Linked DNA regions of Homo sapiens: region 2 is linked to region 1. The links are chromatin contacts, found by Hi-C or POLR2A ChIA-PET in ENCODE. All regions are on one chromosome and are shown on one strand. Each heading gives the region's core, a stretch centred on a gene start or an enhancer-like site at or near the end of the contact. The rest is flanking DNA. Distances are from core to core; before and after follow the strand shown. Region 1 overlaps ZMIZ1-AS1 (ZMIZ1 antisense RNA 1). Region 2 overlaps ZMIZ1 (zinc finger MIZ-type containing 1).

Evidence for each region. A loop is a pair of places that touch in the nucleus more often than their neighbours do. ChIA-PET counts read pairs that join two places held with the same protein, here RNA polymerase II (POLR2A). Pooled maps may share reads with other maps.
Region 2: a loop to region 1 is called in a pooled map, with 1.9 times the contacts of the local background. The contact joins two enhancer-like sites. A Hi-C loop is called at or near these places in 1 of 168 maps with a recorded cell type or tissue (thyroid gland) and 1 of 50 pooled maps. POLR2A ChIA-PET finds 5 or more read pairs at or near these places in 2 of 52 experiments (HepG2 and OCI-LY7).

The regions. Positions count from the first base shown.
Region 1 is chr10:78,952,101-78,954,795 of GRCh38, reverse strand. All of the region lies in intron 8 of ZMIZ1-AS1 (ZMIZ1 antisense RNA 1), which reads left to right. Among named protein-coding and RNA genes, the nearest start is that of ZMIZ1-AS1, 110 kb to the left of the region's middle. Within about 2 kb of position 1,380, at least 7 of the 41 ENCODE cell types and tissues checked have a DNase peak (open chromatin) inside an H3K27ac peak, as active enhancers do.
Region 2 is chr10:79,148,718-79,151,412 of GRCh38, reverse strand. The region is part of intron 3 of ZMIZ1 (zinc finger MIZ-type containing 1); the gene reads right to left. Among named protein-coding and RNA genes, the nearest start is that of ZMIZ1, 81 kb to the right of the region's middle. RefSeq lists silencers at 1,211-1,290, 1,351-1,410. Within about 2 kb of position 1,317, at least 37 of the 41 ENCODE cell types and tissues checked have a DNase peak (open chromatin) inside an H3K27ac peak, as active enhancers do.

The DNA of each region.
Region 1 (2,695 bases), core at 131-2,630:
TTCACAGGCATCTTAGGCCCTTCTCTCTTGCTCGGCCCAGCCCTCCCTTCCAGCTCACCTTCTTGTTCCTCTTGTCCTCCTCCACACGGGCCGCTCCACACCATGCATCCTTCCCAGACCCCTCTTCGCTAGACCCCTGACTAGCTTCTCCTAAGGCCATCCCCCAACCCACCCACTTGACAGACACTTATATTTCCTTCAAGCTCATCCTAAATGCCGTCTGCTCTGCCGAGGGGGTCAGGGAAAGCATGGCGGAGATGGTGGTTTTCCCTGCCCCACCACAGGACGTAATCATCTAACAGCCCCTCGGACACAACTCAGCTGAGGGTGTCGTGTGTTGTGATGTGTTTTCCTCCTAGAGCATGAGGTTTGGGCTCTGCTCCTCACTGCCTGCTCCCAGGGCCTGGCACAGTGCTCAGGGAGTGTCCGTGGGAGGGTTTGAAGCTGCTCTGGCCGCCGTTGTGTGTCTGCAGTTTTCAGGGCTGAGCCTCACTCAGTCTACCAGGGGCTGCAAGGTGTTGCCTCCCTGGGCGTGGTCGACATTAGGGCTGGTCAAATATTCCAATTGGCTCTCTCTTCTTCTGGGCACATGGTGGGATCACCATTCCCTGCCCCTTCTGAGGGGTGTGGCATGTGATTTGTTCTGGCCAATGAAAGGACAGCAGAATCAAAGAGGGTTACTGCTGAGTGGAGGCTCTAGGGGCAGAGTATTACTTGCCATGTTTCTTCCCCTGCCTTGAGGATTATGGAAGCACGCAGTGGGACGGAGCCTCTGGCAGCCCACATGCCGCAGAGACCCTGCCAGCCTAGATCTGACCTGTACCGTGAATGAGAAATTGACATTTGCTTTGTTAAGCCGCTGAGATTTGAGGGCTGGCTGTTCCTGCAGCAAAACCTAGTCCATCCTGACTGACCCAAGAGACCATGCAGGTGACAAGTATAAGAAGGAGTGGGTTTCAGGTAAGGCATGAATAGGAATGAGGGTGGGGATGGGTGTGTCTTGCTAAAGACTGCACATCCTACCCAAAGACATTCAAATGCATCACTTTTAAAAACACCACACTAGCTCAATAACACCCATCTGCCAGTGACTCAGATTGGGCCAAAGACCACAGCTGACTCTCTCTTCTGTGGGTCTAGGGATGGAGGGCAAGGGCGTGGGCATCAGTGTGAATCCTCCCCACAGTGTGAAGACTTACTCTAGGTGGTGCATACAGGTAGTGCCCGAGCTCTTCTCCCAGTTTGCAGGTGTGATGGCAGAGGGACACATCAGCTCTTCTCTCCGGATGCCCAGGCCCACAGCCAGGGCTGGCTGACTCTCAAGGACTCCCCCAGGCCCTGGAAGGCAAGCCACTGGCTGATGATAAATTCTGTGTTGGGTCAGAGTGGGAGCCCTGACCTCCCTTGAGACCTTGTGGGGAGCTTCCTCCCAGCTCCGGTCTCCTCGGCCTGTCTTCGAGGCTGCCCGGAAGCTGTCTCCCTGTGATTAATGAGCATTTCCCCTCCCTCGGGCCCATGTTGGGGGACGGATGGGATGTGGCTTTGGCTGTTGTGGGTAGTGCTGGGGATTGGGGAGCCTTGGAGCGTGGGCTGCAGCTGTTTACTTGGCAGGGCCTCACTTGCAGATGTGAGGCTGCAGGGTGGGTAGAGAAGCTGAGGGGTGGGGTAGAACCCAACGAGAAGCCAGGACCACTGCCTCTCCTCAGGAAGAGCCTGTGTGCTCCTGGAGAAGGACTCACACTCACTGCCCCACGTTCAGAACCCTGGTTCTCAGAACCTGCCCCCTGATGGTGGCCCGGCTGCCTCCAGCTGTCTCCAAGTGTTGGTCAAGTTTCTTGCCCCAGGCTCTCCTGGATGCTCAGCCGAAGGCCTCTCTTACTCAAGCCAGTGTGGTTTTGGTTTTGGGGCTGAAGCAGCATTGGGCTCCGGCCCAGCTCCAATTATCTTGGGCAGTAGAATTTGGGGCTGGGAGAGGTCAGGCGTGGAAGAGTTCTTAGCTAATGGAAAGATGGAACTGTGGGCTCCTCCCTGCGTAGCTCATCTCAGGGGATGGGGCAGGCCCTGCTTCTTCCTAGAGTGCAGCCATGGGTTTCCAGGATGTGAGCTCAGCAACTCTGGGTGGGGGTCCTTTTCCCACCCCATCTGACACATTTTCTGTCCCTTGTCCAGAGGGACCTGCCAGGTCTTTTTCAACCTAGAACAAAAAATTGTAGAGGATGCAATCAGGAGAAGCTTCTCAAGTCACTGGCTGAATGTGTTGAGATTAGAGTAGAGAGGGCATTCAATATACTCTGTCAGTGGTGAATAGTTTTGTGCTTATTGACATGAATAATTCATCCATTCCTTCTTCTTCCATCCTTCCAACCTCATCCATCCCTCTATTAATTTATCTATCCTCCAATCAAGCCATCTATCCATCCGTCCGTCCATCCGTCCATCCATCCATCCATCCATCCATCCATCCATCCATCCCCATGATCATCTAGGTGAGTACTTGCTCTGGGCCAGACCTTGTGTCAGTTGCTAGGATACAGTGATAAATAGTTCATGATCCCTGCCCTGAAAGTGTTCTCAGTCTGGTGACCAGCTATTCAAATAAACACCGGCATCTCCTCAGCAATATCATGCTGTAGTGAATGTGAAAGTTGTTTCATGAATCCAGAGGATTAACTGACTCCAACTCAAATGTCACCTC
Region 2 (2,695 bases), core at 68-2,567, 200 kb before region 1:
CCTACGAAATCTAGTCCTAATCCTGACCTGTAATGTTTCCCTCACAGGGAAAAGGCTGATTCAAAGGGAAGGGCCGCAGGGGGCCCAGCACTGTGTCCCCAAATCTTAAGGACTTCTCACAGCACCCTAAGACACTGGCTCTGAAAGGTCCACTTGCCAGATGCAGACACTGAGGCTCAGAGCAGCAATGTGTCCAAGGCCACCAGAGTCTGAGCTGTGGCCACCCCATGGCAGGGGCTTGGCTGCTCAGGTGCCTGGTCTTCCCTGCTGCTGACAAGCTTTCAGCTCGCCCAGGAGCTCAAGGTGGCCCCCGGATCTGTCTTAACCCATCCAATGTCACAACGACTCTGGTCTTTCCCCGTGGTGCCCTGACCCCTCTGCTTGGCCCCCTTTAAGACACAGTTGATTCCCTAAGCTGCTACCCCTGCTGATACTGAGGTGGGCTTGGGCTTACTTGGGGAGGTGGGTCATGGGTCAGAGAGCACCCACCAGGAGGGAGGAAGAGGATGGGGTTGGGAGGGTGGTGGGACAGCCTGCCCCTCAGCACAGCCCCATCCCTGCTTCTGGCCCAGCTCCCTGAGCAGAGCTGAGAGACGGAGGCATGCTCCGTCGCCCGGCTTCTGGGAGATGAGAGAAGGGGCTCCTTTCCAGGCAGACAGGGGTGGATGGGGAGGTTTTGTGTTATCACCCCCCAAGCCTGGCTGTCTTCACAGGGCACACATTCAACCCACCCCAAACCCTTTATCCCATGGGATGCTCATTGCTGGGCAGAGCGTCTGCCTCTCCCTGTTTTTCTACAGATGAGACCCAGAGTGGCTGAGTGACTTGCCCAGGTGCACCAGCAGGTTGGTGGAGGATCCCAGACCAAGAGCCCCAGCCTCCTGGCTCCCAGGCCTAGTCCCACTGTGAGGTTTCTCCTGCTAGGTCCCCAAGGGTCACAGGCTTTGTCTGAGAGGAGATAAGTCATTAGCATGTGTGGGGGGTGCAGGACGGGCGTGGGCCCAGAGCTGCCACCACGGGGAGGCCCAGGGAGGGGGTCAGCGCAGGCCAGAGGCAGGGCGGCCCGAGGTCGGGCTTCCTTTCTCAAGAGGGCAGGATTCCTGGCAGCAGCTCTCATGGGAAATAGGAGAAGTGCCAGCCGTAGAGAATACGGGGTGGGGCAAAGGTGGTGTCTGGGCAGGGCTTCCTGTTGGGTGGGCGGGTGGCCACTCGCCGAGGCCTAGTGACCTGCACGGCTGCGGCCCGGGGCCAGGCCAGGGTTGGGTTTCGCCTCATCCCTGGCTCAGGCCCAGGCCACCCTGAGCCCCATCCTCCAGCCCCGCCCTGGCTTCCTGTCCCACTGGCCCCACCCAGCCCAGGGGAGAGGGAGGGCCGAGCAAGCCTCCTCAGAAGCACCAATGCTTTCTGGGGGCTGGAGTGGGCAGGCCACGCTGGCCTGCTTAGTGGCCTTTGGCCTCTTACCTCTAGGCCTCCCACCGTTCATTTTCCAGTGTGAGGCCTCGACAAAAGTGCTGCTGGGTTTTCTTCCCAGGAGGGCACACTTCAGACACAGCTGAGCGGGGGCCCCTGATTGAATCCCTGCCTTTCCAAGTCAGCAGACAGCAGTGTCCCCTGGGAGAAGTCATGCCCAAGAGACCAGGATGAGAGGAAGAGTGAACCAAGGCCAAGTTCAGGCTTCGAATGCAGAACTTCCTGGAGGGCGAGCTCTTGCAGAAGGCGTGCCACCCCACGGGGCCACGCAGCCCCACATGAGGACAACGTGATGTCAACCACAGGCACAGCGCCTAGAGAAAGACCCCTTCACCCCACCCTGACTTGGCATGCCTGAACCCCTGAAGTGTCTGGAGGAGTCTGGGTGGGAGGGGAGCTTGGCCCAGGGGCTGCAAGGCTACCCATGGCCTCCAGGTGAATCCAGCCCATTCCCTGTGGCCTCAGGAACTGGAGGCTCACCTGTCCACAGGTTGGGGGTATGGTGGGAGTGCAGAGGTTGGCAGCCCGACCCAGTGAGGGCAGAGATCTGAACAGAGGCCCTCAGCCCTCTCCAGTCCCCTCTCCTGCCCATTCATGCTCTCCCAGGGCAGAGGGACTCAGAAAGCAAATAGGCCAGAGAGCAAGGAGGACTCTTCCAGCTGGCCGACAGCCCACCAGGGACAAAAGCCTCTTGGCTTAGTGCTGGGGATGAACACAGATGGGAGGGGGTGTGGGCCTGCCTGGGGCCCAGCCTTGCTCGAGATTACCCCAGGGACAGGGACAGAGATAGGGACAGAGCAGGGATCCAGGTCTCCTGCCTGTACCAAAGGCAGCCCAAGGGCCTCCTCATGAAGGCAAACTCACAGCAGTCCCTCCTGGCTCCGGGAGCTCCTGAGTGGTGAGAAGGTGGGTCAGCCCAGCTTAGGCAGGAACTGACTTTAGCCACACCCTGGCTGCCAGCGCAGGCCACTGATGACTTGTCCAGATTACCCCAATCAAACAGGCCCTGGCGGGGCCACGTACAGACCCAGCTTGATGCTCTGCCTGCAGGGAGGAAAGCCCGGGAGGGACTCAATTGGAAACTGCCAAGGGCCTAAAGTCTGTGGCCCTAAGACAAGCAGGGTGGAAGACAGAAGTCAGCGTCAGCCTGGTGGGAGGCCAGGACCCCATGTCCCAGGAGGAACTACAAGACGGCAGTAGTAAGCCTCGTGACCCCAGAGATATG